2 separate regions of the Homo sapiens genome follow, and region 2 is linked to region 1. Evidence: chromatin loops called from intact Hi-C (ENCODE). Cell type or tissue: GM12878. All regions are shown on one strand. Links, peaks and the distances in the headings refer to the core of each region. The heading gives the core; the rest is flanking DNA.

What was found. A loop is a pair of places that touch in the nucleus more often than their neighbours do. Peaks named below come from ENCODE experiments on the same cell type or tissue, not always from the same donor. Only the 100,000 strongest peaks of a DNase experiment are listed, where the experiment ranks them.
Region 2: a loop joins it to region 1, with 2.4 times the contacts of the local background. A loop is called at or near these places in 5 of 110 quality-filtered maps.

Annotation. Positions count from the first base shown.
Region 1 is chr9:37,283,386-37,300,400 of GRCh38, forward strand. The region is part of intron 2 of ZCCHC7 (zinc finger CCHC-type containing 7); the gene reads left to right. Among named protein-coding and RNA genes, the nearest start is that of LINC01627, 100 kb to the right of the region's middle. In GM12878, for the core only: no CTCF peak of the experiment used is centred there; DNase peaks (open chromatin) are centred at 10,447 and 10,876; H3K4me3 peaks cover 340 bases; H3K27ac peaks cover 2,500 bases.
Region 2 is chr9:37,199,691-37,216,705 of GRCh38, forward strand. All of the region lies in intron 2 of ZCCHC7 (zinc finger CCHC-type containing 7), which reads left to right. Among named protein-coding and RNA genes, the nearest start is that of ZCCHC7, 88 kb to the left of the region's middle. RefSeq lists a silencer at 10,382-10,676 and an enhancer at 13,665-14,864. In GM12878, for the core only: a CTCF peak has its summit at 10,461 (motif pointing left); no DNase peak of the experiment used is centred there; H3K27ac peaks cover 2,132 bases.

The sequences.
Region 1 (17,015 bases), core at 9,365-11,864:
ATATCTACATCTAACTATAGCCTCTTCAAGTACTCCTATTGTTTGAAAACAGAAAACTTTAAAATGGAAAAGTGGGCTCCTCCTTTTGTCCTTTCTTACTTGAATTTTCTATTTTGAAAAGAATAATAGGGGAGAATTTCACAGGGCTCTAATTTATTTGACCCCTCTTTTTCCTGTTTTCCTATTATGACTTTAATAATATACTTTTATTTGAAAATATTTCTAAGAGTCACTTTTTTGGGGAGAAGAATTAGTATGCAGTTTTGTTATAGGCACCTCAGTTAGATCATAGTAATAATGGTGATATAAGAGAAAAACAATTCTGACTCTTATAAAATTATCAGAAGGGAAATTTTCCAGTTTATTAAAACAGAAAGGACAGTTGGTTTGGTTTAGTCATCAAAATAAACTCTGACTAACTAGATTCCCAAGTTCTATATTGTGCTTGAATTTTCCATTGGGAATGAAACATTCCACTGCCCTTTTTACTGTTTAACTTAAGCTGCTGTGAACACTCAGAGAATGGCCCTGTGGCTGAGCTGCTTATTTTTTTTTTTTAATCTATTCATTTTATACTTTCAGACAGATTTTTCCCTGGGGTGAAACAAAGGTTAACTGAAATTTCCTCTGTTGTGTACCTGAACGAATCAGCAGTTCGAGAAGGAAATCCCATTGATGGGCCAAGAGAGTGACAGGCTCTATTTAAAGAATTCCCCCGACTGTGTGGTAGACCAGCCATGCCATGAATTTAACTGTTCCTGTGGTCCCCATACTTGTACCCACCAAAAAAAAAGAGAGAGAGAGAGAAAGCGACTTTGTTCTGCAAACGTTGGCCTAAGCTTTGAAAACCATGAGCCATTGAGTTTTGTGAATTCAAGTTAGACAGTAACAGAGGCCAAGACTCTAAGCGAACAATATCTGAAAAGGAAGTACACAAAAACAGGTAGAAACTGTTTAACTGTTTTATTTCTCTGTGTATATACATATTTATGTGTGTTTATACACACAAAAAAATACCTTTTTTGCATTTTATGTAGCCAGTCCTAATTACATTTGATCAATAGTGTTTGTTAAATTTTTTTAAATATGTAACAAATATGAAGGTTTTTCTTGTTTTTACAGCTTTTTTGCTCCATAAAAGTATCCTGGTTTTTATCAGGACATATTATATGTATTGGAAATGAAAGTCAGCACGGTGTGAGTTTAAATGGTTAAAAAAAAAATGGATTTTTATATTACCTCTGCAGGAGCTTCTGTTAGGACCAGCTCATGTATTTTGTATTTTTTCTGTATAAGGGAAACTGCTTTAAATATGAAAAGATGGTATCTTAAGTTGGATTAAACATCCGTAATTCATGTGTATTTAACCTCAGGACTTGTGAGCCTTGTTGAAAAATCCAGCTTTAAACCTTCCCTGTAGGCCTCAATAGTGCATACTGCATTGGGATTATAAATAGTCAGTCTGTTTCTGGAGTGTAGGTTAGTATGTATTCCCAGGAGGCATGAACTATTTACATTTCTAACAAATGTTTCACATATGTTGCTGATTCATATTTCTATGTACAAATTTAGGCTTTAATTTTTTTAATTTCCTTTTTTATTAGAAGTTTTGTTATAAAAAGTTTCTTAAGTGTTTCATTCTTTCTAGCATGGGTGGCTTAAGGAGATTGGAGGGGAGCGTTTCATTTATTTATATAGAGATTTTGATGTTTTGAAAGACAATAGAATTAATAGAGAAAATTGTCCAGATATCCAGCGCTTGGATTTTTGTTTGAGAAGTTTGAGGAAGCAGATGCCATTTGAGTTGGTTTCTATGGAAAAATTTATCTTAGAGATGATGTAGGGCTATATTTATGTTCACAAATGAGAAATTGAAGCTGAGAGAAAGAGAAAATGTTTAATACATAATTACTCAATATGTCTTGGAAGAACCTAGGTTTTTATTCATACCTGGTGTTTCTTTATAAACTGCCTCTCTTTTATCTTGAGATGGTATTTTCGAAATTATTTCTCTTTCTCATTTTCTTCTACCATTTCCTGACATTTTCTTGTCTTTTGTTCTATTCTTCTTCGTCTCTTATTTTTCTATATTGGTTGTACTGTAAATAGGTTGCTAGCAACACACCTTAGGAGCAGGCTTTTGGGGAATGGGTCTAAGTATTCCATTTGGCCTATAATAGGCTATATTGTTGTTTTGGAATATAATTTTGAAAAAATCAAATTTATATTTATCCTGCTAGTTGATCAAGCTATAAATCAATCAATACTTACTAGTTGCTGCTTATATAAATAGAAGAGTTAACCAGTGACTCAGACAGATGACAATTGACTATTAAAGATTTTTTTAAATTGGCATATGTTTAGGAAAATCACTTGTTTCTTCAAAATTTATTCATTAAGCAGTATTTTTTGAGCACTTACTATGTGACAAACACCACACAGGTGATAGAGATACAACAGAGAGGAAGATGGAACTGGTTCCTGTCTCCTTACATCCTGGTGTAATTATATAATAAAAGTTAACCACAAGTAGAAACTTGGGGCATTATTTTTGTAAAATCTCAGTCAAGTTTCTCTCTACATAGAAGACTAGTATAACTTCAGATACCATCATTCATATCCATATCAGAATATAGTCCTATGTTAAAAGTAGAAAGATGCAATTTTAAACATGTTTTCCCATTAGTAATTGTCATGTGGTACATGATGAAATGAAATTGTTGAAATGAGTACCAGTAATTTTATTATTAGAGAAAGTCAGAACACTATTAATAAAATAATTTAGGGAGATTATATAGCATATTGGTTAAGAGCATGGTTTGGATGTAAACATGGGTTTGAGCCCTCTAGTCTGCCACTGAGAAGATTTTTGGTATTAAATCAATTATTATTCATATTTTTATGAATTCATAAACCTCACCTGTTCTCATCTGTGAAATAAAATTGTAATACCTACCTTTATAAGATTGTTATGAGAGTTAAATTAGAAATACAGGCTGGGCATAGTGGCTTATGCCTATAATTCCAGCACTTTGGGAGGCCAGGGTGGATCACTTGAAATCAGGAGCTTGAGACCAGCCTGGGCAACATGGTGGAACCCCATCTCTACTAAAAACACAAAAATTAGCTAGGTGTGCTTGAATTCTCAGCTACTCGGGAGGCCAAGGCACAAGAATTTGCTTGAGTCCGGGAGTCTGAGGCTGCAGTGAGCCAAGATCACACCACTACACTCCAGCCTAGGCAAATGAGTGAGACCCTGTCTCAAAAAAAAAGAAAGAAGGAAAGAAAAGAAAAATACATAAATGTTTAACTTAGTACCTGGCACAGAATAAGCTCTTTATATGTATTAGCTGTTTTTATGTCCTATATTCTTTTTTTATTAATTTAATCTTGATTCTCTTTTTCCCTCCCTCCCTCCCCCCCGTTCCCGCCCTCCCTCCCTGCTTCCCTCGGTCCCTCCCTCCCCCTTCCCTCCCTCCCTCCCCCCCTCCCCCTTCCCTCCCTCCCTCCCCCTCCCCCTTCCCTCCCTCCCTCCCCTCCCACCTCCCTCCCTCCCTCCCCCCTTCCCTCCCTCCCTCCCCCTCCCCCCTCCCTCCCTCCCTCCCTCCCCCCTCCTTCCCTCCCTCCCTCCCTCCCTCCCTTCCTTCCTCTCTGCTGTTGTTGAAACAGAGCCTCTCTCTTTCATCCAGGCTGAAGTGCAGTGGTGTAATTACTGCCCACTGCAACCTCTGCCTCCCGGGCTCTAGCAGTCCTACTGCCTCAGCCTCCCAAGTAGCTAGGACTACAGGCATGAGCCACCATGCCCAGCCATGATTTTCTTTCTCTAGAAAAGTCTGTTAGTGGGGATTTGAACATTCTTTTTGTATTATACATATTTTCTTTGAGGTGTCATACATTAAAATCAATTTCTTCAAAAATCAGGATGAGCATTTGTACAAAAGTATACAGTCAACTAGGATGAGGTTTTTTAAAAGTTGTTTTCCTTTTAACATAAAGTTGTATGTAATAATTTCCAATCCCTCGTGCCTTCTTGCTTCCTTTCTGGCAATCTCAACTTCAAATCAGTAATACTTATTATAGGTACATTGGTACCTATAATAACAAAGCGACTTTGTTCTGCAAACGTTGGCCTAAGCTTTGAAAACCATGAGCCATTGAGTTTTATGAATTCAAGTTAGACGGTAACAGAGGCCAAGACTCTAAGCAAGCAATATCTGAAAAGGAAGTACACAAAAACAGGTAGAAACTGTTTAACTGTTTTATTTCTCTGTGTGTATACATATTTATGTGTTTTTACACACAAAAAAGTACCTTTTTTGCATTTTATGTAGCTAGTCCTAATTACTATTATATACTTATTATAGGTACATTTATGTAGCTAGTCCTAATTACATTTGATCAATGGTGTTAAATTTTTTTTAAATATGTAACAAATGTGAAGGTTTTTCTTGTTTTTACAGCTTTTTTGCTCCATAAAAGTATTCTGGTTTTTATCAGGACATATTATATGTATTAGAAATGAAAGTCAACACAGTGTGAGTTTAAATGGTTAAAAAAAAAAAACATTTAACCATTTGGACTTAAAGACCTTCTGTCAATATTCTGTCTAGAGGCTGGGTGCAGTGGCTCATGCCTGTAATCCAAGCAGTTTGGAAGGCTGAGGTAGGTGGATGGCTTGAGCCCAAAAATTTGAGACCAGCCTGGGCATCATAGCAAAACCCCATATAACACAAAAATATAAAAAATTAGCCAAGCATGGTGGTACACACCTGTGGTCCCAGCTACTCGGGAGGCTGAGGTGGGAGGATTGCTTGAGCCCAGGAGGTTGAGCCTGCAATGAGGCATGATTGCACCACTACACTCCAGCCTGGGTGACATTGTGAGACCTTGTCTCAAAAAAAAAAAAAAATCTATCTATCTATCTATATAGATAGATAGATAGATTTTTTTATAGGTAGATAGATTTTTTTTTTTTTCTGGAGCTAAATTGAAACCCAAGTAGCTTTGGGGGCTTGTTATCCATCTAATATACAAATTCTTCCTTCTATACCAAGTCATGTCTTGCCATAATAGAAGGTAGAACTTTTAAGGAGATAGGGTACCACATTATGGTGAATGAATATTTCTTTTGTGGTCAAAATCATCAAACATTTGTCTATATTTACTGCCCCTGAATTCTCTCCTTCAGTTCTCTTTTTAATCCAGCCAGGTTTTTGCATCACCATTCCATCCAAACTTCTCTTAATAGGATCACCAGTGACTTTCCTAATAAATTCAAGGGTCAGTTCTCAGTCTTTTTCTTACCTGCCCTATTGGTGGCATTTACCATAATCGATAACACCTCTTCTTTGATAGATACATTGTGTTTAGTTGGTTACGGGGCACTGACCTATTCCCCCACCAAGTTTCCTCTCACCTCACTGGTTACTCCTAAATTCTTGCTCATGTTCTATCCTTTCTCTACACTCAAACCCTTGGTACTCTCACCCAGTCCTGTTCTAAATACCATCTCCATGCCATAATTGACAAATTTTATTTCCGGTTCAGATCTGTCTCTGAAACTTAAGACTCATAATCCAGTATCCAATGGCATACTCCACATCTTCATTTGAATATTTTAATACTATTGCTAATCCAGCCTGTCCAAACTAAATTCATCTTTCCCTCAAAACATGTTCCTCTGCATTTTTTAGTTGCAGTAATTATCATTTTAGTTGCTGAGGCCAAAAACCTGGTAGTCATCTTTTACTGTGTTCTTCTTTTACTTTTTTTTTTTTTTTCTGAGGTGGAGTCTCGCTCTGTCGCCCAGGCTGGAGTGCAGTGGTGTGGTCTCGGGTCACTGCAACCTCTGCCTCCCGGGTTCAAGCAATTCTCCTGCATCAGCCTCCCAAGTAGCTGGGATTACAGGCGCCTGCCACCACACCTGGCTAATTTTTTGTATTTTTAGTAGAGACAGTGTTTCACCATGTTGGCCCGGCTGGTCTCGAACTACTGACTTCGTGATCTGCCCGCCTCGGCCTCCCAAAGTGCTGGGATTACAGGCATGAGTCACCACGCCTGGCCTCTTTTACTTTCATATCCAGTTCTTCAACAAATCTTATTAGCTTTACCTCCAGATTATATTCAGAATTCCTCTACTTCTCAGCATACCCACTACTCCACCCTGGTCAGAGGTACTATCTTTTTTGGACTGAATTATTGCAGTAACATTCTAACTGATCTCCTTGCTTCTATACTTGCCCTTCCCATCTATTTTTTCTTCTCAGTGGAGTGATTCTTTGAGTTATAAGTCAAATCATATTACTCTTACGAGTTTTTGTTTCACTCAGAGTAAAAGTCAAAATCCTTATAATGGCCTACAAAGCCCTTCATAAACTAATACCTCTGTACTCTTATCTTCACATTCCCTTCATTTTCTGCACTCTAGCCATACTGGCCTGTCTCCGGTTCCTTAAACACATCAGGAATATTTTTGCCTTAAGAACTTTGCTTTGGCTGTGCCTACTGCCTAGAATGCTCTTACCGCAGAAGTACATGGCTAATTCTTCCATCTCCTTTAAGTTGTTGCTTAAATGTCAGTGAAGGGTATTCTGTCTACCCTATGTAAAATTATAACCCGTACCCAATTTCCATTACCCTGCTCTACTTTTTCTTTTTTCCAAAGCTCTTATGCCTCTCTAATGTACATCATTTACATATTTAATATGTTTGGTTTTTAATTGTTTCACTTTCCCACTAGACGATAAGTTCTATCAAGGAAAGCAATGTCTATTTTGTTCATTGATATGTATATCCCAAGCATCTAGAATAGTGCTTGCAAATGATAGTAACTGAGTTAATATTTGTTGAATAATAAACGAATGGTAAATATTGGGAATAATTGTAATGTTTAGTTTAACCCTGAATATACCGTCAGGTTTATTGGACCCAATTTTAGTTTGAAAATTTTTTTTTATTTTGAGTGTTTCTAACTATTTGTAAGAATTGAGGCCAGGTGCAGTGGCTCATGCCTGTAATCCCAGCACTTTTGGAGACCAAGGCGGGTGAATCACTTAAGCCCAGGAGTTCAAGACCAGCCTGGGCAACGTAGCAAATCCCCATCTGTACAAAAAATACTAAAGTTAGCCAAGTGTGGTGGCATGTCGCAGTAGTACCAGCTACTTGGAGGGCTGAGATGGGAGGATTGTTTGCACCCGGGAGGCGGATGGAGGTTGCAGTGAGTTGAGATGGGGCTGTTGTACTCCAGCCAGAGCGACAGAGTGAGACTCTGTCTCCAAAAAAAAGGAATTGATAGTACATACTTTGATTCTTTCTTAAACGTCTTCCAAAGACTAGAGAAGAGTTTTACTTTTCTTCACAATAAAACTAATTCTGTTTCAGAATTACTGTGTGGGTACATTGGACCCTTTTATAAATCTAAGATACTTCATGGCCTCCTGCCATATCTTGAAAAACTATACTGTTTCATCATCCTAGGAATAATTTTATCATTACTTATTCATTATTTCCAGTTGTACTGAAAAAGACTAAATTATTAATTTTTTAAAAAAACAGAAGAATGATGAAATTGCCTAGAAGGATAATGCAGGAGTGACATGAATCATCACTGTTACATCATCCTTCACTTTTATTATTGTGCTGCCTAAAGTATTGCATTATCTTTCAAGAATGTGCAGTAGAAGTCTGGAGACACACTGTCTTTATAATCTTCTTTCACTTTCATTGAACAAGGCTGAGAATTCACAATTTTATATTTTCCACACAAAATGGCAAATAGGAAATTGACAAAACATGTTTTCACAATTTTTAGATGAATCAGAAGATGAATGCAAAGAAACACGTAGTCTAGGTACTAGAACCTAATGATGTAATGAACTTCATCTTTTAAGTAATTCTCAGACTACGATTTTTCAGTGGATATTGGTAGATGTTTTTTCTAAAACTCAAGAACTGATAAGTGAATGATGTATTTCTGTGTAAAAAAAAAAAGCAGAGTATTCTCATAGTTACTCATTCAACAGAACATTGTTCATCACACAATATATGACAGGAATCTGAATCATCCTGCTTTGATAAGGACATGTGATTTTTTTTATATTTTATGATATTTGTGCATCTAAATTTACTTCATCTGGTTTCTATCAAATGGGCAAATGCTGTAGACAGGTATATATGCAGGGGCGATTAGAAGGAAATAGATGATATAGAAATGAAAAATTTTTTTTCAATTGATCATTCTGATTGTTGCTTATGAATCTAAAAGTGAAAATGTTTTACAGTTTTTTTGTTTTTGTTTTTGTTTTTTTGAGATGGAATTTTGCTTTTTGAGATGGAGTTTTCTCTTGTTGCCCAGGCTGGAGTGCAATGGTGCAATCTTGGCTCACCGCAACCTTCACCTCCTGGGTTCCAGTGATTCTCCTGCCTCAGCCTCCCGAGTAGCTAGGATTACAGGCATGTGCCACCATACCCGGCTAATTTTGTATTTTTAGTAGAGACGTGGTTTCTCCATGTTGGTCAGGCTGGTCTCGAACTCCCGACCTCAGGTGATCCGCCTGCCTTGGCCTCCCAAACTGCTGGGATTACAGGCGTGAGCCACTGCGCCTGGCCATGTTTTACAGTTATTAAGCAAAGAAGAAATATATTTAAAATCTGATATGAGTATTTTTAAACAGATGTAATCTAGGTTCATGCATGATAATTGATGAGTAGTTGCATTCCACATGTTGCATATTTCAGGTATGTTTATGGAATAATATGCGTTTGCTGTCTTTATAGTCTCATTAAAATGTCTTATAAAATTATTTTTCATTATCTCTTTATTCTTCTATAAATTATGAAATGACTTAGTTTATTAAAAGGTCCCATTGGACCCAGATAGTGAATGGTGAAAACTATTTTTCCTAGTATAAAGGAGCAGGAATATAATGAAAAGGCACTAGAGATGTGAAGATGACTAAACTTGGAGAGATGAAGTACTGGTGGCTGGTAGGGTAGTAGGTAGACTTTTTAGGCCAAGTAAATGAAACAACTAAACTGCTATTAAATTCAGAAAAATTAAAATGTTGTGTAAGAAGAAAAATAATGTACTTCATTCACTACATAGTCATTATATAAATTGAATATAAATTTAACCTGAGGATGGAGGGAGAAGAAATTCAGATAGGGTGTTATAAGATAATTAAATCCTCTTTTATTATGAATTTAGAAATTAGATAGATAAATCCATTAAAAAAAAACAGAATGAACATGATTTAGAAATATTCAAGTAAATACCAAAAGAAATAGCAAGAGGTGTAAGTGGTTGCCTCTTGGGAATGGGAGCTGGCATAAGGAGGAGAGAACTGGTATTGTTTCTTACATGGTATTTTAGTATTTTTAGAGTTTTTAAAAACCATGTGTATTGCTTTGATAAAAATTAATAGTAAAATATGAAACTGGATTTAGAGAGAATCTCGCTGGTATGTATCAAATGAAATTGAAGGCACAGGGAAAACAGTCTTAGATCTCAGGTGATGAACAACTGTAATGACTGGAAGGGGGAACCAAAGTACTGGCTTGGAAAGACATTTTAAAGGAATATAATGTGGAATTTTAAGACCTATTCTGATTGGACAATGGGAGTGAAATATTAGGTTAAGATGCAAACAAACCTGTTTTGAGGCACTCATAACAATAGGGGAGAAGGTATTTATGCCCATTTCAAGTGGAGTTGGAATGGTAGGTTGTGCTTTGGATATGTTATAGCTTGCAATGAATGTAATATAAACATTTGTGATATATCCTGTAAACAGTTTGAAGTGTGAGCCTGAACATGTTTGATCTAAGGTCTGGAGGAAGATGTGAAGCAAATCTGACCTAAAAAAAATTATAGGAAAAAAGCAAATTGTTCTGGATTTGTTTCACCAAGGAACAAGTAAGCAGAGAACCAGACACTGGAGAAAAAAAGGAGTCAGGAAGTAGACAAGGAAATGTTAAAAGAAATAATAGGATAACTGAAAGAATGTAGCTTCCAGATTGCTAGCTATCAGCAGATAGATAGAAACTTTTATACAGCCTTTAAATCTTCCCTAGAAACCTTTTTAAAAGTAGCTTCTTGATTAGATTTAAATGGGTTTTATTTATGCTTGTCATTTTACAGATATTGTAAATATACATATGGTATATTTTCTTTTTGCCTTTTGTGGACAGTTGGAGGTGGGGAACAGGCATCCATAGTCAGTATATTTAAAGGAAGAAAAAACAACTTCCATAATCTTGTTATATTGACTGTTTCTGTTGATACATTTTCCCTTTCTTTCTTGTTTCTTAGTATGATTTGAGGGTCATTTTAAATTTCTGAATAAATATTTTGTAAGCCAGGTGGTTCACTGACTGAACGTTTGGGACAGAGGTAATGGGAGATGAGGCCTTCTCTCTCTCTCTCCATAGACAAAGGCCTTAATATGACTAATAACTTAGCGAAAGCTCTATATGACCCTCTGCTAAGCACCTGTATTTATTTCCTCTTTCTTCTTCCTCCTCTACCTCTAAAAAAAGAAATCCCCATTTCTTTTACACACATGTTAAAAATAAAAAATTGTTTCTGGTAAATTTAATATGATTTAAAATAAGATGAACATTTTGATGCTTTACTTGCAAATTCTGCTATTAAAATGTGTTTTATTTAAACTATTGCCACTTATACAGTGAAAAATTTTAATGACTAAAACAGTTTTGTGACCAATGTTATAATTGAAAAGTATAAATTTGAGAAAACCAAGACAGAAAAAGGGAGCAGTTTCAGAAGAATGTAAGTGAATAAAGTGGCTTAGCCCTCAGGGGATTTGAATGTGGCATTGTGTGTATTTCAAAAGTTTCCGTTGAAAACAGATGCTGCTGATGAAGTTGGGAATAGTAACTTCATCTGTGGCTGTTTCAGTTGCTTATTAGAAGTGAGAAAGATCCCAAGGGGTTTATCTGGTGTAGTGGAGTTAGGCTCAGGAAAGGATATGACATAAATATCTGGCAGCTTTGTCTGTGTGGTCTTTAATCCATAAACACTGGTTAGGTACAAGCATGATTATCTATAAACATGCAATTATCTTATTTCATGTGGATTCTGTTTCTACCACAGTGTTATTTCAGTAATGGCAGGGTTGTTTTTTGAAGTCCATTTTAATTCTTAAGAACTGGTTATTACAGAAATTGTAAGTTTTTTCCCTAAACAAAGAGAACTGTCTTACTGAATTTTTATTATATAATGATAGTTCATTAAATTATTTACTGGCTTATGTGCCCCAATTCAGAACAGTACTTATTCATACAGTTGTCCATATGAATGTTTCCTTTTTTGCTTTTTCTTTTCAATTTTATTTTCTGATATTATTCATAGTATTCAAGTTATTCTGATAACTGGATAGATAAAATAGATATGGTCTCAGTCCATAGAGCACTTTGATATAGAGAGGGAAATAAAATATTTATTGACATAGCCCTTAATACAGAGTTTAAAAGTGCCCAGGATCCTTGAAAATATAGATAAGATGCTTTCAGACTATGACTGAAGGAGAATTTACTTCTACTACTAGAGGGAATTCAAAGGAGATAGAAATGTTATTTAATTAATTAATTCAGTAAATATGAATACCTATGGTAACTAAGCAATCATGCTTTGATGTTTGGAAGATATAAAGATAGAAATTACACAGTTAAGTCCAGATATTACAAAGTTGTGAGTGATCATCACTGCTTTTGAAGGGGTACCAGATAAGACTTCAGTGGAGGTGAGTAGGGACTTGATGGCCATATCCCAATTCCAAGTGGATGAATTGGGGGTGAATTCAGGTGTTCCACAGAATAAATGTATAGGCATAGCTGCAGAGAACAACAGGAAACTGGGGAAATTATTAGGCATAGCTGGAACATTGGGACCAGGAAAATGAAGCAAGAGAAACAAGTAAAGGCCAAATCATGAAAGTAAAGGCCAAATCATGAAAGGCACATTGTATAGTATACAAAGGAATTTTATGTGTATCCTGTAGGCAGCAAGGGACCATTCAGGGCAGAATGTATTCACATTTATATTTTAGAAATTACTTAAGTAGCAGTGGAATGAAAAGCAGTGTGTGATAATAGAAATAGTCAGAAGATATTTCATAATCTGGGTAAGATATTAAGTGGTCCTGAGCTAAAATCGTGGCATTGAGGCTATTTTGGATACCCTATTTATAGTATTTGATATGAAAAGTGAGAGAGAACCTGAGTTGAGCTTTCTGGTTTGGAAAACAGACTATGGTGCAAGTCATTGAGATAGAAGACATACAAGGAAGGAAAGTAGGGGTTTTGTTTTTGTATCTTTAAGGAAGAGAAAATAATTCCATTTTAGTGAATATGAGTTTGAAATACCTGTGAGACATCCAAGAAAAGACATGGCTAGAGAAGCAAATTTGGTAGTTCTCACTATGGGCATATATGACATAATCTGGGAGAAAAGTTGTAGAAGAAAATGGGTAAAGTATGGAGTATACCAAGTAACTAGTGAAGAGGAAACCACAAAGGGGGACAAGAGATAGGAAAGCATTTTGTTCTATCAGCCAAGAGAATTGTAAATGCCTCCTAGAGGTCAAGTGAGAAAACTGCTGAATATTATCTATTTACTTTAGGTTGGTGCAAAAGTAGTTGTGGTTTTTGCCATTACTTTCAAAGGCATAAACCACAATTACTTTTGCACCAGCCTAAATACATTGATTTTGAGGAGCTGAGCCTTAAAAGATATTCAAAGTTTGCAATCATGAAAATTGTACTGGGTTGGGTGGAAAATTGGGCAAAAGGTAGACAGTGTTGGAGATCAAGGGAATGCCATGAACAAAAGTACAGAACTGGAAAAGCACATTACAGACATGACCTTTTGTTTTAAAATATTACAAATGTAAAAAAGATGTATAAAAAGAAGGTGTGGACAATAAGTTTTATGCTATTACTTTTATGGTATAACTGCCCAAATACTTAAGTTAACTGGTGGGAGAGTTATTTACAACCTTTTCTACTTTTCCTTTTTTCTTTTTTTTCCTTAACATTTCACTATGTTTTAGAGCATTGAAAGAATGCCATCTCAGATCAGGGAGAGTTTTGGTTTCATGATGCAAGTACAGGAATAGATATTGAGAAAGTCCAAAGTTTTGGTTCCTTAAGGATTACAGGTATATACCAGCTATTGTTTCTTTTTTTTTTTTTCCGAATCTCTAACCATGAGCTCACAGTCTATAATGTATAGGCACACAGATTATTTGGGGATAGAACAGTTGCTAACAGACCTACACACTTAGTTTTACTTACTTACTTTATTTATTTATCGCGAAGGTTGTCATGCGCTGTCATCCAGGCTGCTGGCACGCAGTGGCGGCAGTGGCACCATGTTGGCTTACTGCAGCCTCAACCTCCAGGGCTCAAGCCCTCCTCCCACCTCAGCCTCCATATTAGCTGGGACTATAGGCATGCACCACCATACCTGGCTAGTTTGTGTGTGTGTGTGTGTGTGTGTGTGTGTGTGTGTGTGTGTGTGTGTTTCGTAGAGATGAGGTCTCACTATGTTACCTAAGCTAGGCTCAAACAGTCCTCCCACCTTGGCCTCCCAAAGTATTGGAATTGCAGGAGTCAGCCACTGCATCTGGCCCACACTTGTTTTAGAAGCTATCTTACATATAGGAGACTGTTTTAGTGATGTAATCATCATAAATTAATTTGTTATAGGCAGAATTCAGTATTGCTTTTTAAATAGCTCATTTTCCCAAATAATATATACTTTTTGTCCTTTTTAAAAGCTTGTTGTTAATTAAATTAGCCTTCTATTGTTAAAAATTCAATTATCATGGTTATTTATTTAACACAGTCATGCTTTTTAGGTAGCATTAGATAGCACATATTATTCTACTATATGGTAAATTCTTTGAGGGCAAGCACCATGTCTAAGACATCTTTCTGTCTCCAAAAATGTCTTTTACATGAGAGAGATTCAGTAAATATTTATTGAAAATTAACTTGACACTATTAAATGGAAACTTTTTAAGGAAAGTTGCATTTACATTCTTAAATCACCATTAGTGGCAAATTCACCATTGATTTGTGGAATATTAAATTCTAGTTCATTGTATGCTGAATCATACATACCTACCTTTTGGTGAAATATAATAATGAGTTTTACAATTTTAGATGTAACAAATTAGGATATCTGGAAAATGTAAGGCATCTATGGCTTCCTTATAAGAAGGAGCTATATGGAAATTAGGCTGAGGAAATGATTCTTAGTCTCTGGCACCTGCGGTGTAGATAACCAACTGGATATGCTGAACTGAGCCCTCTGTCTCAATAATCTTTGGTGATCTTTGGAAATACATTTTACTAGCTACTACCTTCTGTCAGATTGTCCCTAAAGGTCATGATAACCAGCTCTGTAATTATCTGTAGCTACTCTCTTAGTAAAGGAATGACGATCTTCAGCTCTTCTAACACAGCCAAATGTAAGCAGACTAAGTATAACTAAAGCTTGGGGTGAACTAGCTTCTATCTTTCAGAAATCCAGCCCATATTCTTCCCCAGAACGTTTGAAATGTGAATGCAGTCTGATATCAGTAAATAGCTAAATTACCACTGCATCTCCAACAAAATACAAGTCGCCCTTTTTTGCCCTATGTTGGAAAGCACACACATAAAAAAGTGAACATTAGTGTAAGCATAATGGACAGGGTTGCTTTGAAGACTAAATGATGTTTAAAGCAATTTATAGCCCTGGATCACCATGCACATATAAAGATGTTTCTCATAACTACTATGCAGTAATTGTCTGTATGTGTAATAAAGATAGCAGAATAGTTCCACAAATGGGGGCAAAGTGTAAAAAAATAGACTGTAGGTTATGGGTCACCCCCATGACCTAGTCACCTCTGACCAGGCCCAACCTCCAACATTGGGGATTACAATTCAACATGAGATTCGGCCAGGACATATATTCAAACTATATCAATATCATCACCAGATGAATAGCTAAACAAATTGTTATATCCATACAATGGAATACTGCTTGATTATAAAAAAATGAACAAATTGCTAATACCCAACAACAGGGATGAATCTTAAAAATATTCAGGAGGAAATGAGACAGACACAAAATAGTACATAACGTATAATTCCATATATGTGAGGTCCTGGAAGGGGCAAAACAAATCTATCGTGAGAGAAGGCAAATCAGTGGTTGCCTCAGGTGGGGGATTGACTGCACATGTGCACAAAGTAACATTTTGGGATGATGGAAATGTTCTACATTTGATTTTTATAGTGATTACCCAGGTGTATACATTTGCCAAATTGAATCCTACTGTATTTTTACATAGGTACATTTTATTACATGTAAGTTACACCTCATTAGTTTCCTTTACGGCCCTGCCTTCTGTAACTTTTTTCCTTCTCTCCCTAAAATTGAGGTATTATCCATTCTTCTGAATTTACCATAGCATTTGTTTGGCCTTCTCTTACTCTTTCTTTCTCCTTTCGTTTGTCACCTTGTCCTCTACTAAGGCTATAAGCTCTTTACATCTTTCTTTACCCTCTAGCACCTTGCTCATTTAATCTTCCAATAGATGTTTGTTAAACGGAGTTGATTTCATACAAAGAAAGAATTACCAGCTACTGCTTTGATCACGGCTCTGAAATTTGAACAGAATCACAATCCCAGTTATCAGCAAGAACAACCCTATAAAAGCAGCTATGGGTTGATGACAGGCATTCTTAGGGCAGTCTTAATTTTACAATTCAGGGCAGTCCCATTTAACATTCTATGGCATTGGGTGGTGGACACATGGAAGATGAGTGTTCCTGGGCCGTATGGAAAGTCCTCTTTAAGGCGAATTACCTTGTGCTAGTTGCAAAGGTCTGGAAGATTTAATTCAGGTAAATTACACAACGTGACAATGTATATAATTCCAGTAATGAGAGAAAATTAGAATCAGAAATTCAGTACTAGAAGGTGCCACCATGGATGCCATTTATTCTAACCCATTGTCATACAGACCCAGAGATCTTAAGTATCCTGCCCAACACCACACAGCAAATTAGCGGCACAGTTAACTCTAGAAGCCAGATTTCTATCAAGTACCATACCCAGAATTTAACAAGTTGGAGAATTTGCTGTTTGTGGAAGTTCTGAGGAGTTGCCCTAGACAAAGCTTTCCTTGGGGTGAGATTTTGAGTTTAGACACAATAGGTAAAGATCAAGGGCAGGAAGCTGCTGTCATTACTAGGTTCAAATCAAAACTGGAACCTTGGAGCCATGGCAGGGACAAGAATTGCCTTATGTGTTCCTGGTGATGTCTTTGCTTCATATACCACTTGAGAAATACTGACTTGATCTATTGTTGAAACTTAGTTTGTATACTTGTTGATGAATTTTCTATAGTAAGAATATGAATATGCTATAACTTTTTGAGGAGTTGTTAGTACAGTTGACCCTTAAACAACACGGGTTCGAACTTCATAGGTCTGCCTATAAGCAGCTTTTTCTCAACCAAAAATGGATTGAAAATACAGTTTTCATAGGCTGTGAAACCCACGTATATAGAGGGCCAACTTTTTATATGTGCAGGTTCCACAGGGCTGACGGGAACTTGAGTGTGCAAGGATTTGGTTCTACCAGGGTAGTCTTGGAACCAATCCCTCATATATACTGAGGGACAACTGTACACAAGAATATTTTTGAATCCCACAGGATTGTTAAAACAATCTGAATAGAGTCGATCTCCCTCCTTCAAACCTTCCTTTTTTACTGTTTTCTGTTTATGTGTAAATTTGGAGAGTGGTAACAGTTGCCATTTTGCATTTCATTGGTTTTATATTTCATTTTTTAAGAACAATTTTAAGTCAGTCTTATAGTTAACATAATTTCAAGTGGTCATTTTGAATTTTAATGATGAAAGACATTGAGATACAAAAAGCAGCTTTGAAAGTTGTAGCAAAGCATGCTTCATACATGGATCCTTTGAATGAAA
Region 2 (17,015 bases), core at 9,338-11,837, 84 kb before region 1:
TCTGTCTGTCTTTCTTTCTGTCTTTCTTTCTTTCTTTCTCCTTTTCTCTCTGTTGTCCAGGCTGGAGTGCAGTGGCGCGATCTCGGCTCACTGCAAGCTCCACCTCCTGGGTTCACGCCATTCTCCTGCCTCAGCCTCCCAGTAGCTGGGACTACAGGCACCCGCCACCACGCCCGGCTAATTTTTTGTATTTTTAGTAGAGACGGGGTTTCACGGTGTTGGCCAGGCTGGTCTCAAACTCCTGACTTCAGGTGATCCACCTGCCTCGGCCTCCCAAAGTGCTGGGATTACAGGCGTGAGCCACTGTGCCAGGACTGTTTCTTTTTCTTACCGCGCTCTGCTCCCATTTTTGCCTTCCCATTTGTGCGCCACCATTATTAAATGCTTTATATTCTCTCTTTTGATTGGGTTACACGTTCTTTTATTCTTCCTATTCTTAATCCTTTGTGTTTTCTCTGTTACTTTGTTTTTCTAATTTCCTCTCTCTTTGTTATCTTTTTCTGTTTTCTTCTCCATGTTCACTTCCTTTTTTTATTATCTTTCAACTCTCCTCCTTTTTTCACTCTTCACTGTGTATCATTAAAAAATAAAAACAAACCCGAAAACAAAACATAAGCTCTTGGCTGTATTCAGGCCTCATTTTGTGCTTAATTTCCATGTTTCCTGTTGCTTTAATTAGAGCTGACACCAAGTTTTCCCCTTCATTTATGACTTTTCATTGTTTTCCTCATATTCCTTACCCATAACAAATCTTAAAAAGCTATAATCCCAGCTGTTCTCCATCACCATCATGTCCAACTCCATGTGCTTTCTTTTTCCATTTTTCTTCCAGTGATTTTATGTATGTGTGTTTATTAAAGTCCTAAAATGGGGAAAGTATGGCTGATGTGCAACTGTTGAGTCCTGCAATACTGGCTTTTCTGCCTCCTAGAAGCCTTGGTGGTGAGGGTAGAAGCGGGAGCCAATTCATAAAAAGAGAGTGAAGAGTCAAATAAGAAATTTGAGGGTGTTTATAGCTGTCTGTAAATTATGCTTTGTGGAAAATAGAGTTGGAAGTGTAATTGAGGAACAGGAGTAGACCAGAAATATGAACCATTGAAAGGCTCTCTGCTTAAAGATGCTTATCTTTTCTTCCCTTCCCCTGTGACTCATACCTACTGTTCATTAGAAATGCATGTGTTTTAACTGGTCTTTTTTAAAATGAAAATGTTCTGTAATGTTAAGTCTTCATCACACTTTGTGTGACTTAATCAGATTGTGAATAGGAATTTTAATTTTGAGTGTGAGGGAAGGACAGTGGAGGGAGAGCACTAATGGGTAGAAACTCTCCTGTGTAACAGGGGCTATGGGAGACAAGGGTATCATTGCATGCTCTTGTAACTTTTGTTTTGAATTCATTGAATTTTTTAAATGAAGAAGATATTAGTGAGAGTCTAGTTTAATTTATTTATTTTATAGGTTAAAAAACGATCCAGAGAGATTTACTTGTTCAGGTCTTACAGCTTGTTAGTGATTGAAAAGGGCCAGTTCAATCCATTGTCTTTTTAATGCCATATTATTTTTGTATTACAGTGGCTTCCTAGCCATTCCTTGACTTGAAGTGAGAAGAAAAGGATCAAAGAGAAAAAGAGACAAAAAGTAATATGTATATGTGCCCTTCCACCTTCTCATTCTTTTCTTCCTTTATTGTCAGCATATTATAATATTCTGGTTTTCCATATCTGAAGAACAGATCCTGCTTGTACGGCTAAGGAGCTGTTTTATTGCAAGTATTAGAAAACAAAAATATTAGAGCTTTATTGAGGAGGAAAGTAATAATATATTTTAAAGGTTTTCTATGCTATTTTATTTGTGTTCATCAAAAACACAAGATCACTTTTTGTGTAGAAAATCTGAATGGGAAGCAAAATCTGACTGGAGAATCCAGTGGTCCAGAGTTACTTTAAGAAGTGAATATGTTTAAATAGCAGGGCCCAATGACATGCATCCTAGGGCACTTAAAGATGTGGCAGATACCATTGCAGAGGCACTAGCAAATTACCATGCACAGGATGTGAAAAGGGCAGAGTAATGGTAGGGCTTCTAAGCCACCACTTTTGTTAATCTAGTGCTCTTTACCACCTCCCCCAAAGCTATAGAAACAAAGAAGCTATACAAAACTCATATTATCTGCATTGCACTGGGCTTTGAAGACACCACTTATCCAGCCATACCCCATTTTCTCAACTTACGCATCCTAAATGTAAATCCAATGTGGGTTTTAAGAGCTTGTATAATGTCTATGGAAAATAGAGAGTAGAAATAGAGCTTCTATTCACAAGTGTTTCTTGAATCCCATTTTTTAGAGTACATTTAGCATACTGACTTATTTGATCCTCTAAGCAACTCAGAATGTCTCTGATATAATGCATAAAAATAAAGATAGCACAGTGTGCAATAAAAAAGTTTACATTCTTTGGATTCAGTTTGTATTATCAATCCAGACCTTTTTATTTGTTTGTTTCTATTATGTACCTTGTCTGCTTCCACAAAAGGATTTGAGATAGATTGGGATAACATGCATGTACAATAGTAGGACAGCTGAAGATAAAGTTAAAGGGTAAACAGTCAAGTGAGGTTACCTCTTCTAGGAACCTGAGGTAAAATGATTATTGTATTTAGATATTAAATTTAGCTCTCAGCTTTGGCAGTTAAAACCAAAGGGAAACATAATGAATTGTTTGTTTTAATTGTTTGTTTAATTAAAGAGAAGCACATTACTTTTAACCTTAAATCATGGCTATTTAAATACACATGTATTATCTCTGTAAACTTTTTTGTTTGTTTTTAGAGGCAGGGTCTTGCTCTGTTGCCCAGGTGGAGCTTACTGTAACCTCCACCTCTTGGGCTCAAGTGATCCTCCTGCCTCAGTCTCCCCAGTAGCTAGGACTCAGTTGTGAGCCACCATGCCCAGCTAATTTTTAAATTTTTTTGTAGAGATGGGGTTTTACTATGTTGCCCAGGCTGATCTTGAACTCCTGGACTCAAGCGATCCTCCTGCCTTGGCCTTCCACAGTGCTGGGATTATAGGCGTAAGCCATCACGCCCGGCCCTTATAAACTACTTTAGAGTAGAAACCATATGGATCCACGTTTGTCTCCATCACAGTTTTTAGCACAAGTGAACAAATGGTTGAATATGATTTATTTTTAGGAAAGTAACTTGTTTTGGCACTAGAATCTAAGAGAAAATTTGGCTTCTGGAATCTTATGAACAAAATACTGAGTAATGTAAGTTATTGACAACTATTTCAGCCAAAGTTTTACAAAAGAAGCAAAACAGTTCTTTGTATAGCCCTTGCTTTTGTTAAACCCACAGAAACTACAGGGGGCAACTAGGAAGTGCAGGGTGGTATCTTGAACAAATGAGATTCTGAGTCGATGGACCCAAATCTAGTCCCATATCTGCTTTGGTTTCTGTGACATTGGGGAAGCTATATAACCTTACTGAACTTTACAGATTTCCTCATTTGTAAAATAGGGCTAATAATAATTTTCTCAAAGGCATTTTGGTTTGTTTAAATGAGGTAATCCAGGTACGCAACAGTTTCTTTTGAGAGAAAATATTTTTCTTTAAAAAATTTTTTTTTTACTTTAAGTACCAGGATACATGTACAGAATGTGTAGGTTTGTTACATAGGTATACGTGTGCCATGGTGGTTTCCTGCACCTATCAACCTGTCATCTAGGTTTTAAGCCCCACATGCATTAGCTGTTTGTCCTGATGCTCTCTCTCCCCTTGCCCCTGCCCAGTGTGTGTTGTTCCCCGCCCTGTGTTTATGTGTTCTCGTTATTCAACTCCCACTTATGCATGAGAACATGTGGTGTTTGGTTTTCTGTGTTCCTGTGTTAGTTTACTGAGGATGATGGCTTCCAGCTTCATCCATGTTCCTGCAGAGGACATGATCTCATTCCTTTTTGTGGCTGCATAGTATTCCATGGTGTATATGTACCACATTTTCTTTATCCAGTCTATCATTAATGGACATTTGGGTTGGTTCCATGTCTTTTGTATTGTGAATAGTGTTGCAGTAAACATATGTGTGCCTGCATGTTTATAACACAGTGATTTATATTCCGTTGGGTATATACCGAGTAATGGAATTGCTGGGTCAAATGGTATTGCTGGTTCTAGATCCTTGAGTAATTGCCACACTGTCTTCAACAATGGTTGAACTAATTTACGCTCCCACTAGCAATATAAAAGCATTTGTATTTCTCCATAGCCTCGCCAGCATTTGTTGTTTCTTGACTTTTTAATAATCGCCATTCTGACTGGCATGAGATGGTACCTCATTGTGGTTTTGATTTGCATTTCTCTGATGATCAGTGATGTTGAGCTTATTTTCATGTTTGTCAGCCGTGTAAATGTCGTCTTTTGATAAGTGTCTGTTCATATTCTTTGCCCACTTTTTGATGGGGTTGTTTGTTTTTTTCTTGTAAATTTGTTTAAGTTCTTTGTAAATTCTGGATATTAGACCTTTGTCAGATGGGTAGATTGCAAAAATTTTCTCCCATTCTGTAGGTTGTCTGTTCACTCTGATGATAGTTTCTTTTGCTCTGCAGAAGCTCTTTACTTTAATTAGATCCCATATGTCACTTTTAGCTTTTGTTGCAATTGCTTTTGGCGATTTCATCATAAAATCTTTGCCCATGCCTATGTCTTGAATGGTATCACCTAGATTTTCTTCTAGGGTTTTTATGGTTTTGTGTTTTACATTTAAGTCTTTAATCCATCTTGAGTTAATTTTTGTATGAAGTGTAAAGAAGGGGTCCAATTTCGGTTTTCTGTATATGGCTAGACAGTTTTCCCAGCACCATTTATTAGATAGGGAATCCTTTCCCCATTGCTTGTTTTTGTCAGGTTTGTCAAAGATCAGATGGTTGTAGATGTGTGGTCTTATTTCTGAGGTCACTATTCTGTTCCACTGGTCTATATGTCTGTTTTGGTACCAGTACCATGCTGTTTTGGTTACTGTAGCCTTGTAGTATAGTTTGAAGTTAGGTAGCATGATGCCTCCAGCTTTGTTCTTTTTGCTTAGGATTGTCTTGGTTATGTGGGCTCTTTTTTTGGCTTCATATGAATTTTAAAGTAGTTTTTTTCTGAGATAAAATAATTTTCTGAACTAAGCATGGGCTTTTCAGTTAGGCTGACTTTGGATTTTGCTGTTTGATCATGGGCAAAGCACTTAACATGTCTGCTATGGTTTGAATGTGTCCCCCAAAGGTCATGTGTTAGAAATTTGATCCCCAATATGGAGATGTTGGGAGGTGGGATCTTTAAGATATGTTTGGGTCATGAGGGCTCTGCCCTCATGAATGGATTAATGCAGTTATTGTGGGAGCGGGTTCATGACAACAGGAAAAGTTTAACCCCATCTTAAGTGTGCTTTAGCACCTGCACAGTATGCAGGTTAATTCTCTTGGCAAGAATCTTGCCCTTAACTGGTTTGTTTACAACAATGCCAACAGCGTGCAGGGTAACATTGTAGACTCTTCCAGGTTTGCCATGGTAACATTTGTGAGGTGTTCCTTTTTGAACAGTACCTATTCCCTTGATGTCTGCAGTATCACCTTTCTTGTAGCTTCACGTGTATGTGGCCAAAAGAACAACTCTTTTCTAAAAGGCCTGGAGAACATTATCAGGTTCCTCCCTTACTAGAAAATGAGAGTGTCCCACCTGAAAAACAACTAGTATACTTTAATACACTTTAAAGTGACTACATAATATTTCACAGCTTAGATGTGTCATGGTTTATGTCATCTTGGCTCTGTTGATGGGTACTTTGTAAGCTCCACTTTTTTTGAGACGGAGTCTCGCTCAGTCGCCCAGGTTGCAATGCAGAGGCACAATCTCAGCTCACTGCAACCTCCACCTCTCAGGTTCAAGCAATTCTCCTGCCTCAGCCTCCTGAGTAGCTGGAATTACAGGCACATGCGACCACACCTGGTTAATTTTTTGTATTTTTAGTAGAGATGGGGTTTCACCATGTTGGTCAGGCTGATCTCGAACTCCTGACCTTGTGATCCACCTGCCTTGGCTTCCCAAAGTGCTGGGATTACAGGCATCAGCCACCTTGCCCAGCCAGCTCCACTTTTTTTATTTGGTGAGGAAAGTTGAAATCATGCATTTGTACAATTGTGGATTTGTTGGAGTTTTTTTTTTTTTCTTTCCGCTTAGTCAGTTCCTAATTTGTACATTTTGAAGCCCTATTCTTAGGAGTATTATGATATTTTGGTGAATTGACCCCTTAGTCATTATTAAATGTTTCTCTTTATTCCTGACAACGTCATTTGTTCTAAAATCTGCTTTTTCTAATATTAATATAGGCAGCCACTCTTGCTATCTTTTCTGCCATTTTTTAGTTCTTTTATTTTTAACAGATATATGTCTAAAAGGTAGGTTTTGTGTGGAAAGCATGTAGGAGGGTTCTTTCCCTGATTTCAAGTAGTTCCTTCCATCCCCACACAAGAGAATAGTACTAAGCCAGAAAATTGATGAAACCAATCTTCAGCTTTCTTTCCCCTCCCTCTCTTCCCCTCCCGGCTTTCTCCCTCCCTTCCCCCTTCCCCCTCTCCCTCTCCCTCCTCCTCCCCACTTCTCTCTCATTCCTCTTCCCTCCCGCCTTCACCTTTCCCGCTTCGTTTTGGCAGGGTCTCCCTCTGTTGCCCAGGCTGGAGTGTGGTGGCGCGATCTTGGCTCAGCGCAACCTGCTGGACTCAAGCAATCCTCCCACCTCAGCCCCCCGAGTAGCTGGGACTACAAGTATGTACCACCACATCCAGCTAATTTTTGCATTTTTTGTAGAGATGGGTTTTGCCCATGTTGCCCAGGCTGGTCTCAAACTCCCGGGCTCAAGCGATCCACTTGCCTCAGCTTCCTAAAGTGTTGAGGTTACAGGTGTGAGCCACGATGCTGGGCCTAGCTTTCTATGTGGCCAGTTTCTCTGGTATTTTTCTCTGGAAATTGCAGCGACTTTGACCTGTGTACATTCTGTGATCTGTCCTTGACACTCAATTACGTAGATGGGGTCTGGTTTGACTACCTCCTCCCTTACAAGGTGGCCAGGAAACCTTCTCAATGTAAGATTCAACTTACCTATTTCCTTTCTCTCCAGGATCACTATTCTGCCATGTCTGTGTGTCTAAAAGTGTTTCAGGCAGAGGCAGGGGGATCTCTTGAGGCTAGGAGTTTGATATCAGCCTGGATAACTTAGTGAAACTGTAGTCTCTCCAAAAAAAAAAAAAATCGTTGGTCATGGTGGTGTGCAACCGTAGTCCCAGCTACTGGAGAGGCTGAGAAGGGAGGATCGCTTGAACCCAGGAGTTTGAGGCTACAGTGAGCTATGATCTTACCACTGTACTCCAGCCTGGATGACAAAGCCAGACTCTGTCTCTAAATGAATGAATGAATACAGTTGTGTCTTCTTATTGTTTAGAGTTGAAGTATATGTAGTCCTTGTTACTCCATCATAACTGAAAGTGTAATTTTGCTTTCATTCTTAAATGATATATTTGGAGCATATAATCTCATTTGAAAGCTTTTTTTAGCACTTGCAATGTGTATTTCTACTGTGTTCTGGCATTTATTATTTTTTATGATGTCAGTAGTCATTTTTTTTCTATACGTTAATGTGTCATTTTTCTCTGCCTTCTTTCAAGATTATTTCTGTATTTAAACTTTCTAGTAGTTTGTGATGTGCCTGGTTGTACATTTTTTGTATTTTTCCTGGTTGGAGATCAAACTTTTATTTATTATTTCTCCAGAGTTTTTTTTTTTTTTTTTTTGCCTTGTGTTCAAGACTAAAACTTTTTTCTTGCTTCATTTTTTCCTTCTGGTCATTCTTGTATTCCTGTAATACATGTGGTAATCCGTTGCTGTGTCCTACAGTTTATGATGCTCTGTTTAAAACAAAAAAAAAATCGATTTTCTGTTTGTCGGATCGGATAATTTTTACTGATCTATGTTCATGCCTACTAACTTTTCCTTCTGTCATATCCAATCTGCTATTTAGCCCATTCAGTGATTTTTAAAAATATTTCAGATACTATATTTTCTACTTCTAAATTTTCCATTGCTTTAAAAAAATAATTTCTATTTCTCTGGTGTGATTTCCTATCTGTTTAATCATTGCCAGCATTTTTTTTCAAATTAATAAGTTTTATTTTTGATATTTATGTTCATCGTTTTATCACTTTTTATGACCGAGGTTTAGTGAATAGTTTTAAGTTTTTGTTAAGTAAATTAGTAGGCCCTCCTGTACTCTGGCCCTCCTTTCTGTGTTAGTGGTGTTCACATCAGTTTTTTAAATGAATGATTTGGTGCTCCTGGTTTCTCCAGTGTATTTTTTGTTACGGCTTCTGCTTTTGTTTGTTTGTTTTCAGACAAGGTCTTACTCTGTCACCCAGGCTGGAGTGCAGTGGCATGATCACACATCCTCGACCTCCTGGGCTCAGGTGATCCTCCCACCTCATCCCCTCGAATAGCTGAGATTACAGGCGTGCACCACCACACGCGGCTAATTTTTGTATTTTTAGTACAGATGGGGTTTCACCATTGTTGCCCAGGCTGGTCTTGAACTCCTGAGCTCAATTGATCCACCTGCCTCGGCCTCCCAAAGTGTTAGGATCACAGACGTGAGCCACCACTCCCGGCCTATTAAAGCTTCTGAAACACAGTCTACTAGATTGCCTTCACCAACCCTTTCTCACTTCTAGCTTTAATAGGCAGGAGTGCTGCTTCAGCAAAAAGAAGGGTGAGAGCAAGTTTAGAAATGGCAGTGTTGAATGAGGTGAAATGAGAATAGGTAATGTGTAACAGATCATATTGAGTGATGATTATGGGCTGGCAGCATCTCTAGTAATCCTGAGCTGCTTTCTGGTACTTACATCTCATGTCCACACCAGCAGCAAAACTTGTCACTTTAAGCCTTTGAAATATACTTAGAATCAGAACCTGGTTACTTCTTACCCATCTACTCTGCCATCACTTTGTTCCAATTCACCATTATCATAGTTTGAACTGTTGGAGTGGTGTCTAGATTTTTGTTCTTCATTTTTCCACCAAGCAGCTAGAGAGGTCCTTTTAACACATAAATCAGACAATGTCATTTCTTTGCACACAGCTCATTCATTTCATGGCAAAAAAGGCTATATATGATATGGTTCTTTATCTTTCTGATCTTATCTCCTAATACTATCACCTATCAATGCTCTGCTTCAGCCACATTGACTTCTTTTTAAAAAATTTTAAAAAATATTAATAACTTTATTCTTTTCTGTTTTTACTGGGGCTGGCATAATAAAATACAACCGCAATTTTTTTTTTTTGAGATGGAGTCTCACTCTGTTGCCCAGGCTGGAGTGTAGTGGTGCGACCTCAGCTCACTGCAAGCTCCACCTCCCAGGTTCACGCCATTTGCCTGCCTCAGTCTCCCGAGTAGCTGGGACTACAGGCGCCCACAACCACGCCTGGCTAACTTTTTGTATTTTTAGTAGAGACGGGGTTTCACCGTGTTAGCCAGGATGGTCTCGATCTCCTGACCTTGTGATCTGCCCACCTCGGCCTCCCACAGTGCTGGGATTACAGGCATGAGCCACCACGCCTGGCCATTTTTTTTTTAAAGTTCCAAGTATATTCCTGTCTTAGAGCTTTTGCAGGTATCGTGCCCTCTGTTGTGTATGCTTTCCAACCTCAATATTTACATGGCTGTCTTCCTCAATTTTTTCAATCTTGCTCAAATATCATCAGAGAGAATTCCCCTCACCTGTATAAAATAACATCTTTGTCTACCCTTTTCATTTTCTCTCCCCCTTTTCTTAATGTTTTATATGCATATGTATGTATACACATGTGTGTATATATGTATTTAATGGTTTCACTCTACCTGTTAAAGAAGAACCCTTTTTGTTTCATTTCTGCATCCCCAGGGCCTAGAAACAGTACTCAAATACTTCTTGAATGCATGACTGAATAAACTGGATAAATATTTGTGTTTATAAGGGAAATCAGTGGGCATATAGCAGCATTAGGACTCTGGAGAAGTGTGGAGTAGTTAGGTAGGGGTGTGTTCTGGAGAGAATAAGTTACTGGAGTGGACATGTTCATGCTAAAGATTATTTGTGGGCAGATTACTTGGGCAGATAGTAATACATGAAGTCAGAAGCCTTTCTGGATTATTGGTTTCTCTTTGAATCCACCAAGGACAGTTTTTTTTTCTCTTCATTTGACCCCATGATATAGGATTAGGTTTCTTTCTTTTTCTGTTTCTTCTTCCTGTTTTTTTATTTATTTTTATTTTTTTATTTTTTGGCTTCAGAGTGAGCAAGCTTTCTTTCACCCTTTCTTGGCTCTCTGGTTTATTGTCATAGCCAGTCCTTTCCTGCCAGCTTGATTGTCTTCCCTCTAGTGGCTGGCTCTCATCTCCCTGGCTTCTTTTTTGTCAGGAAGGGTGTTGTGTATGTGCACTTTATCCCTGAATGCTAAGAGAGGACTTGTCAAACTGACAGTTGGTGTGACTGCTGGCTGCCACTTGACACGGAGAATGACATCTAAAAGTCTGCATTTGCAGCCGTGGACCTTCAAGAGACTCATAGAAGAGGCTGTACTTTTTCAGTGAGAAATAACCACATCTATGAACATTTAGTATTTATAATATTAAAATGTATCCTTTCACTAAACTATATTTAGCCCTCATACTGTTCATCCTATCTTATATTACTGATCTTTTTCATGTGATAAATAAGATTATGTAGAAAACACCAAGATTTTTCAGGAGTAGTGTATAATAATGAACAAGGTTTATTTCATTTGTTTCTTGTGTGCATTACATCATTCATTTCCCTCCCATTTTGACATCTGCAATGGCTCCCTGATATCTACTAAATATAACTATTTAACCAGCATCTAAGGCAATTCATAATATGCCCCAACCTACTTTTTAAAATCTTATTTCTTAGTCCCCTCACAGATTTTCTCTACCCTATTCCACTGGTTTCTAAACAGGTTTTTTTTGAAGCCTCTTAGGCATTCCCTTGGAAAGGTAGGGGTCAAGTCACCAGATTTCTATCCTCAACCTTTAGGCTTTAATCTCTTTTGCATATTTTGGTTTCTTTAAAATAGGGCTCTATAACTAAAAGAGGTTTGAAAGTCACTCCATTTGTCTGGTCAGATGATTAGTCTCTATGTCTTTCAGTCTGTCTCTGCCTCTTTCTCCTGTACACATACTCCCTAGGGCCTTATACTTAAACATTTTCTTGTGGCTTTACTTTTCTGTGTAGTTCCTTCTGCCAGGAATGCTAATGTCTCCAGTTGATCATTCATATAGTGAGTTTTGCTGGTTAGCTGGAACAGTGTGACAGTTTTAAACATTTTATTTTTATTTCTAAAGAATTTCCAGTAAGCTGGGAATTAAGTGTTTCGCATGATCAAAACGTTTAGGGATTAATATATGTTTTGTTACCTTATGACATTGTATGAACGATGGAGAAAGACAGATTTTTACAAATGTTAGAAATGTAAAGTCTTGAATTGGGTCATAATTTTTTCAATGAAGGTGTGAAGTTTAAGTTTAGTGGGAGAGAGTGATTCAGCATACATATGGTTTTACTTGTAGGGTTTTTTGGTTTGTTTGTTTTGGGGTTTTGGTTTTGGTTTTGGTTTTTTAATAACATAAGCTGTATATGCAGCCAAGATAGATTACATTATACATATTATTTTTCTTCCATCTTTATCATCAAATACTGAGTTCTCTCACAGTGCTTTGATTCACACTAGAGATTTTTTTTTATTTATAATGCAGATAAGTAGTATGTTTTGTAATGATAGTTCTCATTTCTGGATACTTTTAAAGCTTCAGTTTTCATGTCTTAGTAATAGGATGTTAATTATGTGATATTATTTTATCTTTAACATTTTTCACTGTAGAATATTAATATGGAAATGTTGCTCAGCAGTCTGCAAAGGACTGTTGCTAGTGTAAAACATTAAGTCATTTCGCTTAGAAAATCTGTGGCTAGGGCCGGGCGCGGTGGCTCACGCCTGTAATCACAGCACTTTGGGAGGCCAATGTGGGCGGATCACGAGGTCAGGAGATCGAGACCATCCTGGCTAACACGGTGAAACCCCATCTCTACTAAAAATACAAAAAATTAGCCGAGTGTAGTGGCAGGCGCCTGTAGTCCCAGCTACTTGGGAGGCTGAGGCGACAGAATGGCATGAACCCGGAGGCGGAGCTTGCAGTGAGCCGAGATGGCGCCACTGCACTCCAGCCTGGGTGACAGAGCGAGACTCCGTCTCAAAAAAAAAAAAAAAAAAAAAAAAAAAAAAAAAAAAAAAGAAAATCTTTGGCAAAATCACTGGGGATGATTTTACCTCCCAGGATCATTTTGATAATGTCTGGAGACATTTTTGATTGTTACAACCTAGTGGCAGCTGGGGAGGCGGAGGAGGCACTACTGGCATTCAGTGGGTAGAGGCCAGAGTTGTTGCTAAACATCCTGCCACTAAATAAATGTTTTTGTGGCCCAAAATGTCAGTAGTACCAAGATTGAGAAACCCTGAGCCAATCTTCTACCATACCTAAAAAAAAAATTTTACTTAGAAATATTTTAATTTGTTTGTACAGGCATACTGATTTAGTCAGCCATTATCCTAATGATTCCTTTAAAAAAATTTTTGGAGTGGGAAAATAAAGACTTTTTCTACTTTAGAAAAGAGCAGATCTTTAAAAAAAATTGCTTTTCTTAAGGGTGTAATTGTGAAATAGCTTGCTTTCTTTTTCTCTTTCTCTTTCTTTTCTTTTTAGTTGGCTATCTGAATCATTGAGATGAACTGAAAATTAGATCTTAGCAAATAATTCTGCCAACAGTGGAACTCTAAGGCTCTGGTATCAGCTTAAGGCAGCCCAGCCTTACTTCAGAGTCCCCATCGAACAGATCGTTCACCTTGTTGGATGAATTGCTTCTCTCTCAGGATTAATTAAGAAAATGTTAATACTTTTCTTCCTCTTCTTGCTTCCTTGACCCCTAAACACAGTGTTAACAGCTTCTCTACCTGTACATCAACAATATATCAGTGTATACACCTTCTGAATCCTTCTATATCTTTCTCCATGCTTGTCCAAAGAACACATGCACAGTAGTTTTGGGGTCATTGTTTTTTTTACAGACTTCTCTGAGACATACCTTTTTCACTTTTACTATGTAAGTTTCCCTGGTTGATAGAGGGCTTGACTTTTTAATAGCTGTAATTATATTCTATAGAATAGACAGAGTGGATGTTCGGAATTTACTGAACTCTTCGCTTAGATATTCAACTGTTTTCTGTTTTTTAAAACCATTTTAAACAATATTGCAAATACATGTATACTTTTCTGCTGAATTTTTATTTACCAATAAAATTGGTTTAGTAATGTTTAGTACCAAGAAGGATTAATGAGGATAACCACAAATTATTTGAGCTTCAACTTTTTTTGAAAGTTGTATTTGACCAAAAGGTCCTTCCTCCACACAATTTTGAAGATAATGTAATTACTGCTCAACCTGACCTGGATAGTGTTATTTCCTTGTTTAAAGGGGGCAAGCAAATAGTTTTAGCTAAAATGACAATATAACAGAAAACCTGTAGTTCCACAGGATGAATAAAGACAGACTTAGAAATTATATTGGTAAATATGTTATTTTAAGAAATATTAGTTAAAATTTCAAAAGCAGATCATTCAAGGCAGCAACAGAACCCTTGTTAGTTGCTTTATTGATACAGGGATCCTAATACTGTCTGAAAACTTTTAACAAGGTGTCAAATTCAGAATATGCTTTTTATTGTTAGTAATGTCTATTTATCTGATGATTCATACTTAGTAAATGCATAAATATTGAGTAAATGTTTTAGATTCATTGATCTGCAAGGCAGATGGTATAAGAATAGCCTGGATACATGAATTCTAATCCTACTTGTGCTGTTGTTGACTAGTACCAATATGCCAAGTTTTCACCTCCTGAGAGTGCCTTTCCTTTCCTTATTGTAAAATTGATTGTTTCTAAAGTGTTTTGATTATAAAAATTTCTGATTTATTATCTTGCACATTGTTTTAAAGAAATGGATGATAAAATCATATACTTATTTAATATTGCATATTTCCATTTCCCTGGCTCAGTGCAGAGTAAATCAACAACATTGAAAAGCTAGTTGGGAATCGGAGATGATAGATAGCTTTTTCTAAGTTTTTAGGTCCTTAACCAATATTTGGTATGAGATTCGCTCAATGGTGTGTATGTGTGTGTGTGTGTGTGTATTTGTGTGTTAGAATTCATCAGACAAGAAAATTAATTTCTATTTTAGATATTTTACAAAGAATCACTTATTCCTAGGATTGTTCCCCAAGACATCTGAAATCTTAATTTGCATATCTATGTGGCAAAGCTTTAAATTTAAGTTATCCAGTAGTTTAACATAAAATCATACTGAAACACTCATTAACACATTTGAGTATACTATGTAAGTTCAGAATATAAATTACTTAGTACTGAGCCATGCTGCATTAAGTTAATCTTTATGTTGTTAGATTATTTTTATGTTAAGGAAACATTATCCCAGATTCGGTTTTTCTAGATACATAGAAAGGGACATACTGGATGTTTTTATTATGTTGAATGAAGCTGTGCATTGAAGCTATTATACTTAAGAAACATTTTTATGACAGTTTAGCTTTTTCAGCTGCTTTCATTATGTTGTGTTTTTTAGAAGTCTATTCAGGGTATTTTTAATGTCTTAACTAACAATATGATTTTTGAGCTATGTTTCTGTCGTGTTGTTTCTCATCACTATATGGATAGAATTAGTTATATAGTAACAATGCCTCTGTGCTCCTTTACCACCACAAAATACTTATTTTATTTTAATTCTTATTTATTAGTTGAATTATTTATTACATTAATTTAATTCTTATTTTCTTTGATGTTTTATGAAGCAGAGTTTATTTTCATAATTGTGTCTCATAATTCTGTACAATAATTGTTGGAGGAGTATGTTTAGTGAAAACAAATTAAAGGTGGAAGAGATACTATTCTTCCTCAGCATTGGTAATAATGAAGCTCAATTTCAAGTCATATACTTTTTTGTTATTTGGGTATTGAATATCAGTTTTTGTGAAACTAATATTGCAACCTATACAGTTGAAGAAAGAGATATTTCTGATGTAATCTTATAAATCAGGGTGTAGGAAAATAAAAACTTTATTTTGTAGATTAAAGCTCACCCTATGTTACATTAAATTTTAATAACATTGATATTCTGCTTGCTTTATGAAACCTTTTATTACAAACAGTTATGAATATGAACATCTCATTTGACTACTGATGAACAGAGGGAAAAATCTAAATTAAAACTTTAAATACCACTATTTAATTACCCAAATGGCTTTGACTGTGTTAAAGAGTGTCTGGGATTATTCTGTTTTTCAATTTGTTTTAATGCTTCCTTGGTAAAAGCTGATGGATTCCCAGGCCCATTGCTGTCACTGATGAACTATATAAAGATAAATGACATTATGGTAAATTCCACTTAATGACACATTTTTAATTTTCAGAACACAGACATTTTCAGGCTAGTGAATGAAGGCTAATTACCTCAAGATCAGAACAAAATAACTCCTCATTTCGAAAGATAATAGAAAAGAAATGTTGCAGATTAATGATGCTATTTATCTTTAAAGGAAAAAAATTTTATCTTTATCCAGATAGCATAGCTCCCTAAGGAGCGTGGTTATAAAATGAATCTGAAGTCGCAACTTAATAGGTTATTAAAATTGTGAGTGCAGGCTCTCCTGCTTTAGTCTTTCCATAAATTTAAATTGAAGGTCTGCTTTATTCAAAAAGGAGCAGCTTGTTTATGAGGCCAGTGGGAGCAGCACACGTTACTGACAAAAGATGCACTTAACTTCATTCTAATGTCTTGCTTCTTTATTTCTCTGAATGACTGTCACCTATTTGAAAAAGTATTTTGAAATTTTGTTACCACTCTTAATTGATACCTAAGTGGAAGGGCCATACTTAGACTTGTTTAAGATTAAAATAAAAATGAATGCTGTAAATAAAAGCTGTAAAGCCTTTACTGCACACATATAAATCAATTTGTAATTGATTTAATTGTGTGTGTATATTTTTAAACATTTTAATTTTGTTATATAAGAGGAAAATATCTTGGCCTATGAGGGGTTGATTTTGTGGTCACAGTTGGAATTTATGTAGGAATTGTTCAATAAATCATTATTCACAGTTAAAGGATTAGCAATAATCCTTTTGCTACACTCCCACACAACTAACAAAGTAGTGACTCAGAGAATATTACTTGATCATAGAGGCTTTAAACTGTTCCTGACATCCTAAACTCCTGTCTTTTGCTGTAGGTAATAGAACTGTTATTTCTTTACTAACGAGGTCATATAGCATTTTCTGTAATTTTCATTCTTGTCTCTTAGAAAGTACATGAATTGCCTGTATATGGTTCATATTTCTGAGCCACAGAAAAATGTTTGTGAGCATGAAAGGAAATAGTTGTTGCTTGCATCTGATAGAAATTTTATTATATTATTGTGAGACATTATTTTATTTATACCTTTCCAATTTTATTTGCTCTAAATGGTTAGAAAACATATGTTTATCTTGGCCATACGCGGTGGCTCACGCCTGTAATCCTAGCACTTTAGGAGGCCGAGGTGGGCGGATCACTTGAGGTCAGGTGATCGAGACCAGCCTGACCAACATGGTGAAACCCCATCTCTACTAAAAATACAAAATTAGCTGGGCATGGTGGCACACACCTGTATTCCCAGCTACTTGGGAGGCTGAGGCAGGAGAATTGCTTGAACCTGGGAGGCAGAGGTTGCAGTGAGCCAAGATCACACCATTGCACTCCAGCGTGGGCAACAAGAGAGAGACTCTGTCTCAAAAATAAATAAATAAATAAATAAAAAGTGT